Regions from separate parts of the Homo sapiens genome. Here region 2 is linked to region 1. Evidence: chromatin loops called from intact Hi-C (ENCODE). Cell type or tissue: CD4-positive, alpha-beta T cell. All regions are shown on one strand.

What was found. Hi-C counts contacts between places; a loop is a spot of excess contacts. Peaks named below come from ENCODE experiments on the same cell type or tissue, not always from the same donor. Only the 100,000 strongest peaks of a DNase experiment are listed, where the experiment ranks them.
Region 2: a loop joins it to region 1, with 5 times the contacts of the local background. A loop is called at or near these places in 2 of 110 quality-filtered maps.

Annotation. Positions count from the first base shown.
Region 1 is chrY:21,245,404-21,253,403 of GRCh38, reverse strand. It overlaps LOC107987346 (a long non-coding RNA gene), which reads right to left. Exons shown (of 4, transcript XR_007068467.1): 3 at 2,696-2,854; 4 at 30-281. It overlaps LOC107987347 (a long non-coding RNA gene), which reads left to right. Exons shown (of 3, transcript XR_001756079.2): 3 at 4,254-5,339. Among named protein-coding and RNA genes, the nearest start is that of PRORY, 200 kb to the left of the region's middle. In CD4-positive, alpha-beta T cell, no CTCF peak of the experiment used is centred here; a DNase peak (open chromatin) is centred at 3,693; H3K4me3 peaks cover 2,139 bases; H3K27ac peaks cover 3,426 bases.
Region 2 is chrY:21,132,888-21,140,887 of GRCh38, reverse strand. LOC105377225 (a long non-coding RNA gene) reads right to left here and starts at 2,255. Exons shown (of 7, transcript XR_007068465.1): 1 at 2,020-2,255. In CD4-positive, alpha-beta T cell, no CTCF peak of the experiment used is centred here; no DNase peak of the experiment used is centred here; H3K4me3 peaks cover 3,031 bases.

The DNA of each region.
Region 1 (8,000 bases):
ATATATATATATATAGTAAGGTCATGGAATTAACCCAAGTTTCCATCAAAGTATGATTGAATTGAAAATATGAAAATGTGGTGTCTATACATGATTTAATACTGCATAACCATAAATATTTACAATAATGTTACAGTTTTTGCAATCACATCCACAGAGCTAAAAACAATTATCTTTAGTAAAATAACTCAAAATCAGAAAATCACTTACCATATGTTTTTACATGTAAGTGGAAGGTGAACGATGAGTACACATGGCCATATAGAGGGATATAATAAACACTAGAGACATCAAAAAAGGAGAGTACAGAAGGAAAGTGGGAGTTAAAAAGTATTCAAAACAACATTTAGTAATTGAGTGATGGGCACACTAAAGGCCAAAACTCAATAGTACACAACATACCCATGTAACACACCTGCATGTATACTCTATTCTCTGAACTTAGCAAAAATTAAATAAATAAATAACATATAAAATGCAGAGTTAATAAATGCATACCCAGATACATTTTGTCAATAAAGAATCACATTGGATGCTTAACAATTAAAATCCATCAACACCTCAAGGCTTACATACCTTCCAAAAGAGTCACGTACCTAAATAATTTATAACAAATTAGTTATAAAACCAATAAATGCAATGCAGAATAAGAATATAATAAGGAACAGTATAATCATAGCTTATACAACAAACATTTTCAAAAAATATAACATTTATTATTAAAAGTAAATAAACTAGAAATGAAAGGAAAATTTCCTCTCTCATAGAGAGCACTATAATTCACAGGTATTCTTTTCTTCAGTAGTGCTAAGTGGAAGCTTACTTTTAAATAAGATGTGGAATGAGGATGCGTTGTTTTTTTTACTTTCACTTAACTTTGCCTTGGAACTTCTAGCCTAAGTCATTAGAAAAAAATGTAAAAAGTAATATAAATTACGTTCATATAAATTTTGCATATTTTAATGCATAGATACAAGTATTAAAAATCAACACCTAAATGAAATGTTTCTAAACTCTAGTAATCTACAATATGGAAACAAAACTATAGAGATAATTTTATTTAGAATAACACAAAAATAATAAAATCAATATTAAAAATGTATACATGTTGTGATAATTGTATACTAAAAGTACAAAATATTATATGAAGTATAAAAAAGAACTAAATGTAGAACAATGTATTTGGATCCCAAATTCTAAGATTTAACATGTTTAAAGTGCAAATCTTTTTTCAAATTTATTTGCAAACTTAATATTTTTCTAGCATATTGCTGTACTTTTCTGTGCAGAATTGAAAATTTTTATTTTAAATTTTATATAAATCTGTCAATCTCTAATTTGTTTCTCCATTGCAGAACTAAAAAATTATCTTATAAAATTTATATTGATGTCTGGTTAGCCAAAATTGTTGAGAAGAAAAGAAACTCTTGTTCATATTTCTTTACTGCTAATATTACTAAGTATTACTAAATAACTACAATTATTTAAATGAAGAACTACTCAAAGTGTGTACACAAAGAAATATGTAGTTGAATGAAAAATTAACAAATAAATAAACTCATATATTTCTGATACATTGACATTGTCAGTGGATAATTCTGTTAAGACAATTTAATAAGACAAGAATTACAGGGAGATCTGACAAGATGGCCACATAGGAACAGCTCCAGTTTGCTGCTTCCATTGAGACCAATGCAGAAAGTGAATGGATAATCTCTACATTTACAAAGGAGGTACCCAGTTAATCTCATTGGGAATGTTTAGGCAGTGGGCGAAGCCTATGGACAGTGAGCAGAAAGCAAGAGAGGGCATTATCTCACCAGAGAAGTACAAGAAGCCAGGAACCAATCTCTGCCCTACCAAGGAAGCCATGAAACACTGTGCTACCTGGCCCAGATACTACAGTTTTCCCATGGGATCTTCAATCTAGAGAGCAGAAAATTCCCTTGTGTGCTTACACCACCAGGGCCCTCGGTTTCAAGCATAAAACTGGGTGGCTGTAGACACCAAGCTAGCTTCAGCTTTTTTGTTTTTGTTGTTGCTGTTTGTTTGTCTGTCTGTTTGTTTTTCCCAGTGGAACCTGGAACCCCAGTGAGAGAACCATTTACTCCCCTGGAAAGAGGGCTAAAGCCAGAGAGCCAAGTGGTCTTGCTCAGTGGGTCCCACTCCCATGGAGTCAGCACCCTAAGAACCACTGGCTTGAAATTCTTGCTGCCAACAGAGCAGCATGAAGTCAACCTGGGATGATCAGGCTTGGTTGGGGAAGAGGCATCCACCATTACTGAGGATGGAGTAGACAGTTTTCCCCTGACAGTGCTAAGGAGGCTAGGAAGTTCATACTGGGCAGAATTCACCAAAGCATGTCAAAGCGGCTGTGGCCAGACTGACTCTCTAGATTCCTCCTCACTAGGGAGGGCATCTCTGAAAGAAAGGCAGTAGCCCCATTCAAGGGATTATAGACAAACTCCCATCTCCGTGGAAAAAGAGCACATGGGGAAAGGGCTGGCTATGTGCCCAGCAACAGCATACTTAAATATTCTTGCCTGCCATCTCTGAAGAGAGCAGCATCTGTCAAGAAGGATTCTCCCAGCACAGTGCTCCAGCTCTGCTAAGGGACAGACTACCTGCTCAAGTAGGTCCCTGACACCCATGACTCCTAACTGGGAGATACCACCAAACAGGAGTAGACAGACACCTTGTACAGGAGAGCTGTGGCTGGCATCAGGCCAGTGTCCCTCTGGGATGAAGCTTCCAGAGGAAGGAGCAGGTGGCAATCCTTTCTGTTCTGCAGCCTCCACTGGTGACACCCAGGCAAACAGGGTCTGGAGTGGACCTCCCGCAAACTGCAGCAGACCTGCAGAAGAGGGACCTGACCGTTAGAAAAAAACAAACAGAAAGAAACAATATCACCATCAACAAAAGGACCCCCACTAAAAAAACCTGTCCAAAGATCATCAGCCTCAAAGAGCAAAGGCAGATAAATCCATGAAGATAAGAAAAAAAAAACAAAAAACATGCTGAAAATTTAAGGAACCAGAATACCTCATCTTCTCCAAATGATTGAAATTCCTCTCCAGCAAGGGCAGAAAACTGGATGGGGAATGAGTTTCATGAGTTGATAGAAGTAGACTTCAGAAGGTGGGTAATAAAAAACTCCTCTGAATTAAAGGAACATGTGCTAACCCAATGCAAGAAAGCTAAGAACCTTTATAAAAGGTGACAGAAATTGCTAACTAGAATACCCAGTTTAGAGAAGAATATAAATGACCTGAAGGAGCTGAAAAACAGTGCTAAAACCTTTGTGAAGCATACACAAGTATCAATATCCAGATTAATCAGGTGGAAGAAAGGATATTAGAGGTTGAAGAAGAGCTTACTGAAATAAAACATGAAGACAAGGTTAGAGAAAAGAAAAGGAATGTGAAGTAGAAAATTAAAAGAAAATTAAAGCTTGCTTAAAAATTGTTGTTAGAGTTAGGATGGAATAGGCCTCAAATAGCCCCCTTCCAAAGTACGAGTTAAGAAAGAATACTAACTACTTCTCTGTGAAATATTAACCATATCTACCCTCTGCATATTTTGTAAGTTCTCTAAGTTTCTGTTTTACTGCTGAACAGCTGAAAGGTCACAAGATAGATAACCACTAGCTGTAAAACATGTTTTATCAAAGATGTAAGACGTGTCACAGATGATTAACTGCTTTTGTTCTCGCTTCTGTAAGCCTGCTTCCTGCCTCATGTACTGCCTGCCTTAAGATGCATAAAAGGCCGGGAGCAGTGGCTCATGCCTATAATCCCAGCACTTTGAGAGGCCGAGGCAGGCAGATCACGAGGTCAGGAGATCAAGACCATCCTGGCTAACAAGGTGAAACCCCGTCTCTACTAAAAATACAAAAACTTAGCCAGGCATGGTGGCAGGCACCTGTAGTCCCAGCCACTCAGGAGGCTGAGGCAGGAGAATGGTGTGAACCCGGGAGGTGGAACTTGCAGTGAGCTGAGATCACACCACTGCACCCCAGCCAGGGTGACAGAGTGAGACTCTGCGTCAAAAAACAAAAACTGCATAAAAGATACTTGCCTTGTTTGTTTGGTGCTCAGACTTTCTGGACACTAGTCCACTGAGCCAGTGTATACCTTAAATAATAAATCGTCCTTTGACCCCATCAGTCTCTCCAGTCTCTGATTTCCTGTAACATTTTCTAGGGGCTCATCCAGGATTGGAGATGGCAAATGTTCTGTCTCCTTTGCCCATAGGACTGGAGCCCAAGAGCAGGGGATACCTGAAATCCTAGGCACTGACAGGAGAACTTCAGACTGGAGAGGAGACCAGCTCTCCTGCATCCCGGTGCCCTTCCCTAACAGCACAATGGAACTGGCAAAGGGGCTACAGGACAATTCCAGGAGCTGCGTGCATTCTTCAAAAACGTGGTAAGGCCTGAAGCCCCAAGTCAAGACCCATCCCATAAGGATGAAACGGGGGCCTAATCACTTCCCAGGGTGTGACTACTCGTCTAACACAGAGGGGCTGAGGAAAGTGGGAGTGACCTGCCAGTTTGGATGAAACTTACAACCTAACTGTCACAGCACATGAAAGAGGCTCACTAAGTCAGTTTAGGAAAATAAAAACTGAAACTAGACGTAGCAAGAATGAGTTGCCACCCTAATTAAAAAACGTGAACTGGGAGTGAAGAGGCATGTGAAAGCACATTAAAGAGACAGTTCTGGGAAGGGCCAACATGGGGCATGACAGGTGAAGGCACAGATCTCTTAATGTGGACTGTGGGCTCTGGAGCCAGTGTGTGGCTGACCAGATCTAGAGCGATCTGTATAAGGCTGACAGGAGCTGCCCTACAGCTGCAGCAGCTGCAGTGGGAATACGATACTGTCCTAGCTAAGCAGTGCATGAAATTCCCGTAATAGGAACCAGTCTGATCAGTCTGTAACAAAAGGTAGAGTGAGTGTGTGTCATAAAAGGAGGAATGGGAGGAAAATCATCAAAAGCTTCTCCATTGGAGTGCATGTTAAATAATTCTGGGAAACGCTTTGGAGGAGATTATGGGGTAAAACTGACCCCCCAAAGGTTGAGAACTCTCTGTGAATTAGACTGGCCTTCTTTTAATGTTGTGTGGCCTGCCAAAGACACAATAGATAGGGAAGAAATTGGCCATGTGTTTAAGGAAGTGACAGGGGTTGGAGAACAGCCTGGGAATCTAGATCAGTTCCCATATATTGATTCCTGGTTGAACATGGTTCTAACACATCCCAAATGGATACAACCTTATTTGACAAGTTATTGTAAGTCTCTGGTAGCCTGAGCTATACCTAAGGAAGTTGAGAAGTCTATCTCAATAGGAGCCTCAGAGGAGAAGAAAAAGCAACAGAGTAGTCAGGAAAAAACAGTCTTCCAAACGCTTTCCAAGGAAAGAAAGTTTCCTCCTTCTTATGCTCCAATACACCCATCCTTGTCAGGGCTAAGACAAGGCAGAAAGCAAATGGCCCTCGAGGAATCAGGCTCAGAGAAAAGTGAGTCTCAAGCAGCATAACCCCATGGAGGGGATCCTGAGCCCCTGCCCATAAAAACCAAAGAGGAAAGGCAGGATTAAACAGCAAGCCACTTCTGGTCAGGCTGCACCCAAGCCTTGCAAATGCTCTTCCATGAGACTCGAGCACAGACGTATTATTATGAACAAGGCCGGGTCCGGGGTGGGCAGTGAATTTTTGTCTACCAGCCTTTCTCCATCACAGACCACCTAAATGGGGAACAGCATACTCCATCCTATACAGAGAAGCCCCAGTCTGTAATAGACCTGTTGCGGTCCATTTTTCTGACTCGCAATTCTACCTGGCCAGACTGCCAGCAGCTCCTTCTGACATGGTTCAATACAAAGGAGCATCAGAGGGTGTCCAAAGAGGCCCTCCAGTGGATAGAGAACAATGCACCTGATGGCACACATGATGTCTGGTGGTATGCCCAGGAACAGTTCTCAGAGACAGACCCAAATTGGAACCCAAATGAGGCAAAAGAGCAGCTCTGCCTGCAGAGATATCAGGAAGCACTCTTAAATGGGATAAAAGCTGAAGGGAAAAAGGCAATGAACATAGGAAAAATTTCAGAGGTCCTTAAAAAGGCTGATGAGAGCCCAAGTCAGTCCTATGAGAGTCTCTGTGAGGCATACCAGCTCTATAGCCCATTTGACCCCGAGGCTACAGAGAGAATCAGTGCATGGTGAATATGTCATTTGTTAGTCAGGCACAGGCAGACATTAAACAAAAGCTTTGGGATCTTGAAGGTTTTGCAGGCATGAATGCCACCCAGCTAATAGAAGTATCCACCAAAGTATGTGTTAACCACGATCAGGAGGAAAGGAAGGAGGCTAAGCAGATGATTAAGAAAAAGGCCGAGCTACTGGTGGCAGCCGTTGTTGAAATAGAAACTAGCATTGTAAGGGGACAAGGATGTGGTCATGGTCATGGTTATGAAGAGGTCAAAGTGGCCCGGATTTGAAGGCCAGAGAAGGCTGGAGAGGGATTAGTGTGCATTACGCAAAAAGAAAGCACATTGGAAGGATGAATGTCCAGAGAAGGATAAGGGCAATATCTGTGACCAGGGAGCTTGGCCAGAGCTACCAGCTGTAAGTCATTGTGTTCTGAAACCGGATGCCAACTTGATCAGCCTGGCAGAGACTGTGGAGGACTGAGACAGACTGTTTCTCCATCTCTTTGGGCCACCAGGAGCCTATGGTCACAGTGGAGAGAGGGGACCAATGGATGGACTTTATGGTAGATACCAGAGCTAAACACTGAGTAGTTACCCAACCCATAGGGCTACTATCTAAGAATTATACCACTATTTTCAGGGGATCTGGAGTTTCAGAAAAAGGCCTTTTTGCTGGTCAAGGGGTTGCATTATTGGAGGATGAGAAGTCCACCATGAGTTTCTATACCTTACAAATTGTCAAGTTTCTTTGCTAGGGAAAAACTTGCTCCAAATACTACAGGCACACATTTCCTTTGCACCACAAGGAAATATGTATTTAAACTTACGTCAACCAAAAGCTATGGTGTTAACCCTCACACTGCCAAAAGCTGAGGAATGGAGGCTATATGCACAAGTACCACTTAAGCAAGGACTGCTAGGACCTCTTGAGAAGTATGGGCTAGTTACCAAAATACCTAGAGTATGGGCGGAAAACAATCCACCTGGATTGGCTGTAAATCAGGCACCAGTCTTAGTAGAGTTAAAACCAGGAGCCACCCTGGTATGAGTTTGTCAGTAACTGATTTTCATATAAGCCATCCAAGGTGTTCAAAAGCATATAGACTGGCTTTTCAAGAATAGAATCATAGTTAAATGCAGATAAGTTTGGACCACTCCTCTGTTGCCAGTATGAAAGCCATCTGGGGAATATGGGCCAGTGCAGGATTTGCGTGCCATAAACCAGGTCACAGAGACAATCTATCCAGTAGTGCCCAACCCATACACCTTGTTAGGACAAATACCAGCTAGTGCAGCCTGGTTTATTTTCTTCTACCTAAAGGATGCATTCTTTTGTCTCCAGCTGGTGCCAGTGAGCTGACCTATCTTTGCATTTCATTGGGGAGAAACACAGTATACTTGGACAAGGCTCCCACGAGGGTTTAAGAACTCCCCTACAATCTTTGGAGAAGTGCTAGCATCAGATCTCAGGAGCTTTCATTCCACCTAATGACAAATGCTTCTGACTGCAGTTCATAGATAACCTCCTATTTATGGTCCCCACTCAGGTGGATTGCCTTCAGGGCACTGAGAAACTCCTCCACCTTTTGTGGAAGGCCAAATATAAAGTATCCAAGAAAAAGGCACACATCTGTTCAGAAGGAGTCATATATCTAGGTTTTGAAATAAGTGAAGGGAAATGTGAGCTTGGCAGTGAGCGAAAGCGGACTGTTTGTGCAGTACCATCCCAACCACTGGGTGCCAAATAAGGGAATTCCTAGGAGCAGCAGGTTTCTGCCACATCT
Region 2 (8,000 bases), 110 kb after region 1:
TCCCTTAGATTTTTTCCTTTCAAGATTTTTAGACTGGCTATAGGAGTTACGCTGTTTATCTCCAAATGTTTCTGCTGCCTGCAAGACTGCCTGCTTTTCTGTAACAGTTAGGGTTTTGGCTTAAATGTAGCATAGCATCTCTCCATGTAACATGAAACATTTGGGTCAAATTTTGGAAAACCTCTCTATGTTTATTAGGGTCATCAGAGAACCTACCTAGTTCCCCCTTTATTTGTGTAAGTTCCTGCAATGAAAAGAAAACTTGAGGTGGTGATTAATAAGGGGCATTCTGAGATGGTTTCTTTAGAAATTGCTTTTCTAACTCTGCGGAATTATTCTCCATGGGACTACCTGCCATGACTGTTAAAAAAGCTGGGTTGATCTCATAATGCTTGTGAAGGTTTAGTAAAAAATGTCATGCTCTCGTGCAAAAGAAAATGGTCACCTTTTTCTTCAAAGTCATCGGGTCAAAGTAGTTCTAAAAGTTTCAGAGTGCACTCAGAGGGGTGCAGATTAAAGTTGGACTGTCACCTCTCTAGAAAAATAGACAAGAAAAGAGGCATCCCTCTGTCTCCTGCTTTTTTTCAGTGTGACCCAGGGAGGAGAAGAAGACAGTAGGAGTGTCCCACAGACTGTTATTTCTCCTTGGCTCCTGGGTCCCAGCATTGTGTTGAATATGCCACCAGTGGTTTCAAGTGTGACCTTCAAATGATGGTAGCAGAGGAGCTAAGCAATGGGGCAAGCCATGCTCACCCAAGTGGCTTTAGTCCTCTGATGGTGATTATTCTTTGACCTCGTAGACTTGGGTCTGGGTCACTCCTTGATGGATGGGTCTCAGGAAAGACTATGTGACAGTTGCATCTGGGCATCTGCTGGACTTCCCTCCTTAATGGAGGAAGTGTTTTAGTATTATCTTTGGTTTCCCTTGCTATGGCCCTAGTGAAACATTGAAACCCCAAAGAATGAGACTGATTCACTTTCAAACATAAAACCCATTTCTGGTGTAAATGCCAATGTAGCTGAATGTAGAACAGGTGCCTTAAAAGAACATATAAATGGAATGGCCGTCCTCTTACTGTTAAAGCTGGAGCTTTGCTGTTTTCAAATGGGGCATGAAGCCTAGTCTCTAATAGAGGGATATAAAAGGGAGATAACCAGAGTTTTTAGACAAAGGGCCAACAAGGCTCCCAGTGGGGAAAAATAAATCCCATTCCCCTACGTAGTGCTGTAGGGTCTGAAATATTAGGTAAAAACTGTGACTCCATCCTTTCAGGCAGAAGTTAGAAAAAGAGGTTTCAGTTTAATTGGCTGTTCCTATAATATTCCTCCCAGCACAAGAAAATTAACTTGTTTCATAAAGAATTGTTTAAATTTATTGGGCAATGCTGGGATTTTACATGGAGGGAAAAACCAACCCAAATGGGGAGGGAAAAACCAACCCAAATGTAGAGGGAAGAAACAATCCAAATGGAGAGAAAAGAGGATATTCACTTGGGGTGAAATATTTGACCATATAGTGTCATGAATGTCTATTATTGAGGGGTAGAAGAGACCTTACTAAGTGAATACTTAGACAGAAATCTTGAACTCCTCTGTCTCGAGGAAATCACAAAAACACAGTTTCTTGAAGTTACATTCCTGGTTACAAAAAAAGACACCAACTTACTCTACCAAGCAAGATTATATCTCTAGGCTGAAAAAACACCTGCAACATTGTATACAATGAAGAGATAGGTGACATAATAGCCATGGGAGAAAAGAAGGAAAATGTAAGAGGGAAGGTCCTTGTGCTGACACACTGGTGGGCTGTCAAGGATTGGAGTAGTCTTCAGATAACACTGAGGACCTTCAGATAACACTGAGGGTTAGTCCCAGCCAGAAATCTTGAATTTTCCTAGGACCTTCTTCCAATCCCACATGTTGGCTTAGGTCCTCTGTGAAAGGAAACTAGATTGGAATAGATGAGAAGACTCATAGATGAATGTAAATAGTTAAAGGTAAAAGTCGGCTCTTACTCACCCTTCTGATGAATTCCCTCCTTCCAAGCCAATGGATCAAAATATGTTGCATTCTTGCCAATGCACCTTAATTTGGAAGTTTCTTGTTGTCTGAAGAAGTACTCCAGGTTTTTTGTTCTTTATCCAAGACAAAAAAATTAAGAATTGTAAACACAAAGATAAAGTTGGAGTGAAAGTTTAATATGAAAAAAAAAAAAAAAAGCTCTCCACAGCAGAGAGGAGTCTGAGTGCATTGCTGGGTTACATCTGAATTCGAAAGCTTTTATAAGAAACTCCTCTCATGTCTGTAGCAGTTTGAGTAACTTCTCTTATCAGTAAACCTGTGTGTGCAACTCCCCTTATCTTATGTAGCTGTGGGTATGCCTCCAGGCAAGCACACAGTGCCACTTATTTTCCTTGTATAAAGTGGGTTGTTTTTGATAAGCCATCCTCAGCCCTGTGCATATTTCCACCACATATATGCCTGAAAGGGAGATACCTTTTTTTTTTCCCTAGGATTTCACTAATTATACAAATTGCTTATCTGTGTGCAGGTGCAGCCTGAGTTTTTCCAAAATGGTTCTTTTTTTCTTATCCCTCAATACCTATTGAAGCTCCCCAAATGAAGCAGTTAACATGCTAAATATGCAAGTCATGTTAGACTGGCTTTATGATGGCTGAGATATCCTCCCACCAAATATGCTTATTAACAAGTTCATGGTAAATTTCTGGGCTAAATGAGCCTCTTTTTACATGGGTGTCTCTCCCACAGAATCAAAGGACTTTTTAAAAAGCCTTATCAAATTTGCTATCCCTAACAGGTCATACAGATGCAACTTCCTGATGGGAACCCAAATCTTTTTCACCTGAAGAGTTAAAAAGATCTCGGGAGTAAAGAAAAAAAAAGTTGGGGGGAAGTTCCTAAGACCAGAATATAGTAACATATAGGTTAATATAATTACAAAACTTAACATATGTAAACAAGCTTTATGTAAGGTATTTGTAACCCTTTTACCTAACAGTCTTATGAAAATGGGTACTATATCGCCAGCTGTGGTGGCTCACACTTGTAATCCCAGCACTTTGGGAGTCTGAAGGGGGTGGATCATGAGGTCAAGAGGTCAAGACCAACTTTGCCAACAAGGTAAAACTCCGTCTCTACTAAAAATACAAAAATTAGTGGTCCCAGCTACTCGGGAGGCTGAGGCAGGAGAATTGCTTGAACCCGGGAGGCAGAGGTGGCACCACTGCACTCCAGCCTGGTGACAGAGTGAGACTTCATGTTAAAAACAAAACAAAACAAGGAAGTGGGTACTATAGCTAACTGGGGCATAATTCATCTGTCTAGTACTATAAACTGAAGACATATAAATATGTTCTCTTAGGAAATGTTAATTGGACATACTAAATGGAAACTAGTAAATTGCCTATGCCCACAAAATATAAAGTAAACACTTAAGTGTTAGTTGGGACAAATCCTCCAGTGTGTGTCCCTTTATGTGGAGCTTTTATCGTGGCTGAAGTAAGAAACTATGAGTACCTTTCAATGACAATGACTGAACTAGAGAATTTCTATTTGCTGGGGCATTTACTGCCTTTCTATGAAATATTAACTGAAGCTACCCATATGCTAATGGAAATAATGTTTCCCAAAAGAGTTCCATCATAAAATAAAAATGGTTAACATAAAATATTGCTACCTAACAGGCAGAGATCCTCTGTCCTAGGATGAATTGTGAGAAACTGCTACATTCTAGAGTGTCTAATAACTCTCAAACTCAGTTTCAGTGGGGCTGAAATCTTAAATCTCCTGATGAGCTTTGGGGCCAAAAAGCTGTGCACTTCTGCTCTGATTGTACTTTTTTGGCATCACTTAAATATTAAAACAGAGTTTGATTTACTGGAGCAGCATCTCATGCAGTCAAAAAGACAGAAAAATCATAGAAACAAAGAAAAATGTGTTCTTTAAGAAAAGCCAGACCGATGAAGAAAAAAAAAAGAGAGTCAAATTACTAAAATCAGAAATAAAGGGTGAAGAACATTCATGTCAGTCTTACACCAGGTCCTGTTGGGGGTGGGGCTGAGGGGAGGGAACTTTGAGGATGGGTCAATAAGTGCAGGAAAAACCACCGTGGCACACATATACCTACGTAAAAAACCTGTAATTTCTGCACAGGTTATTTTTAGAAGAAATAAAGAAAAACAAAAATTTTATAAACAGAAGAAAGAAGAAAGAAAGAAACGGAAAGAGAGAGAGAAAGAAAGAAACAAAGTTAGTTTATTTAAGGGGCATGTACTACGACCTTGCTCTGGGACAGTGACTAAAGCTACCTCTATGATGGAGGACATGAAGTAATTTTGACACTTGATCTTGACATCTGAGCTGGTTCCTAGGAAACGCTCTAATAAGGGAAGCAATACCCAAAAGATATGAAATACATGAAAAAGTGCAAATCTGTTATAAAGGATGATTCTACTGGTGGACTGCAAGGAGGAGATACTCATGAGCAGAGAGCCTGTTTTACCCTACACCTGACTCTAGAACAGTGAGGAGCTGCTGGATTCTACAGAGCCTGACAAAGAGCTATCAATTGACCAACAAAGAGCTGCTGGGTTTGTGGATGACAGTTACAAGGTGAATGAGCAACATGTATGGAGTCTTCTACTTTGATTAGAAAAAAAAAAGAAGAAAACAAGGTGGCTCAGGGAGCTGAACTGCATGCTGTTTTCCCACAATAATGAAAGAATTAACTCTGTTTTGAGTTTTCACTAACTAACTCATGGGTAATGGCTAGCCAATGCCCTGCTTGGTCACATGGTCAGGCAGAAGGACAATGACCAATTTAATTGGCCAATTAAAACAATGCCAGTATGGGGCATGGCCATGTAGAAATTACTATAGAAACTTCAGGGGTGCATAAAAGTAAGACAAGTGGATGCCCACACAAAGTGCCCCCTTCCATACTCAAAAAGTAAGACAGATGGATACACCCAGAAAAAGCCCCCTTCCAGAATGTGACTAGAATTGATAAGTAGATATCCCCATGTGTTCCCTTGAGGTGGTCACTTGCAGCCATGAAATGGATGTATATGGGGTTTCTGCAGCAGTGCAGATATGGGCCAAATCTAGATAAGTCCTCTTACATTGTCTCAGGCCATTAAGGCCAGTAAGAACCGCTATGCTTGTCAGCCAGCAAGACATATACTGCAGATGGCTCTGGAGCAGAGTTTCTGGTGAGAAAGCCCTGTACATGTCTGGCAAGCAATACCAAGACTGGTATTCTCAAAGGGGACAGAGAATAGAGGAGTAGACACTGAGTCTGGAGTGGGCTTCCATTACATGGGGGAAGATGCTAATTCTCAGAGTGCCACACAATAAATAGAACAGAAGATATTGCATGGATTTGGATGGCTGACTGTCATTTCTTTAGATCAAAAAACATTCTGTACAGCCCATAATATCCAACAATAGGCAGAGAGGTATCCTCCCCAGAGTAATGGTGTGATTAAAACTATTGTAAAATAGGCAATTAAAACACTGATTGTCTAAAATGGGTGGAGATGAAAGCATAAAGGACTGGCTTCCATGTCTTCCTAAGTGTGCTCTGACTTAACATGCATGGAATAAACAATGTGTCTTCACTAGAGTTTTCTATTTTCCAGATCGATCTGGGGATAAGTGGGTGACAGGGTTGTTAGCAGCACTGAATCCAGTGCGGCATTGAAACCATATGGGTCTACAGCAACTTCAGTTCTTGCCTCATCAGAAAAAAAGTATTTGTCTGAGGCACATAAGGCAGGGAAATAGACTGAGGCAAGTTCTAGTGCAGAAGTGAAAGTGTATTAAAAAGGTTTTCGATCAGGAAAGAAAGAGAGTAAAGTAGCTTGGAAAGGGCCAACCAGATGACTTGCTCTTAAGTCATCTTGAATCAAGTACCAGGTTTAACCTCTGACTTGCAGTCATATATGTTGGTATAATTCTGAGGTCTTGCATACTTTCTCTCCTTATTCTTCCTTTGTAGCAAGCTGTCTGCATGTGAAGTGCCCTGCTAGCACTTGGGAGGGGACACATTCTCAGTTTGTTTACTGAAGTTGTGTGAATGTGGTACATTCTTTCCTTACCAGTCAAGGGTTCCTAGAAGGTCATACACCAGTTACGTTCTGCTATTTTGCCTCTTACTGCACATGCTTGGGCACAGTGACCCAACTCCTGATATCTTACTTAGAAGCTATTAATCACAAGTTTTAGATGTTTTTATATTTTGGGAACCGACCTTGCTCTGACACTGGTAATGAGCAACTTTTATTATAGAGAGACAGTTTAGCAACTGCCTGACCATCACCTGATGGTCACCTGACAGAGATGGGGGTCTCTTCTGCCCTGTTCATGCCTGACTACCTACTTACTGTAACTGGAGGACCCTGATATGACCATGAAATTCTTGGCAAGGAAGAAGCACACTGGTGTAACTATTATTTTTTCTTTATTCCCCAAATCACTTCAAATTTTCTTTCTCCCCTGCCTGATGCAGTAGTCTTAGGATCAAGGCTGCAATGGCAAGTGCAGAAAGCATAAATAATATCCAAACAAGAAACCATAACTATATATTCAAATGTTACTTCAGAATTCCTAAGGGCCTATTGGGGGTGGGTTGTGTCTTCACTCTATTCAGGAAAAGTGGGTCTAATAGTAAATGCAGTTGTATTTTCTGGTGGAAAAAAAAACCCTATTCATTTCTATTTTTATGTAGATAACTTTATCTGAATGGGAGTGTATCTGAATGAGAGTGGACTGAGGAGAAGCTACTTGCTGGATTGGTATAGCTGCCTACAATCTAAACTAGAACAGGATTCTAAACTGAGGAAAATTTACCATCACCTCAAAAGAATTTCAGAGCAAGAGATAATGAGTCTTAGCTCATTTACACCAGATGCCTGCAAGAGTAAAGTTGTGTGTTTCCCAACATCACTCTTGCTTTAGAACCTGACAAGATTGAAAGGAAGCCTGAAACCTGAATGAACTCATCCTAGGAGACATTACTACAATATGATGGATCGAACTAATTATCAATGGTGAAATGTGACTGTAGTCATGTGGCCATATCTTTTGAGTTGTATGTTCATTTCATGTAAGGGATCCAAGTTTTAACATGGTGGGTGTATTAGTTCATTTTTATGCTGCCAATAAAGAGATACCCGAGACTGGGTAATTTACGAAATAAAGAGGTTAAATGCATTTACAGTTACACATGGCTGGGGAGGCCTCAAAATCACAGCAGAAGGCAAGGAGGAGCAAGTCACATCTTATGTGAATGGTGGCAGGCAAAAAAGAGAGCTTGTGTAGGGAAACTCCCCCTTATCCAACCATTAGATCTCATGAGACTTATTCACTATCATGAGAACGGCATGAGAAACACCTTCCCACATGGTTCAGTAACCTCCCACCAGGTACCTTTCACACATGGGAATTTGAGATGAGATTTGGTTGGGGACATCACCAAACCATATCAGAAGTGTTGAAGTGGGTGGTGGGATGGTGGAAAGGTGTGAAATATATATTGTGAAATATATATCATGAAATATATATTTGATCTTCCCCTCTATTTCCTGGCATATGATACCTTAATCCTTGGGATTTCCAATGTGCTGCAAAGTGCTTTCTTTTTTTATGTCAGCTAATGAACACTGATAGCTTTAGAATTGGGCTCATCACAAGAAAGACCAAAGCATGCTTAGAGGGTGGAAACATTCAGCCCCACACCCTAACCTGCAGCAAGGAGACAAGGGCTGAAGGTCAGTTTGACCACCAATGGCCAATGGCTTAATCAATCATCCCTAGTAATATAGTTTGAATACGTTTCCCCTACAAACCTCATGTTGAAATGGGATCTCTAATATTGGAGGTGGGGTCTTGTGGGAGGGGTTTGGGTCATGGGGGTGAATCTCTGGTAAATAGTTTGGCACCCTTCCCACACTAATATGTTCACATGAGATGCATTGTTA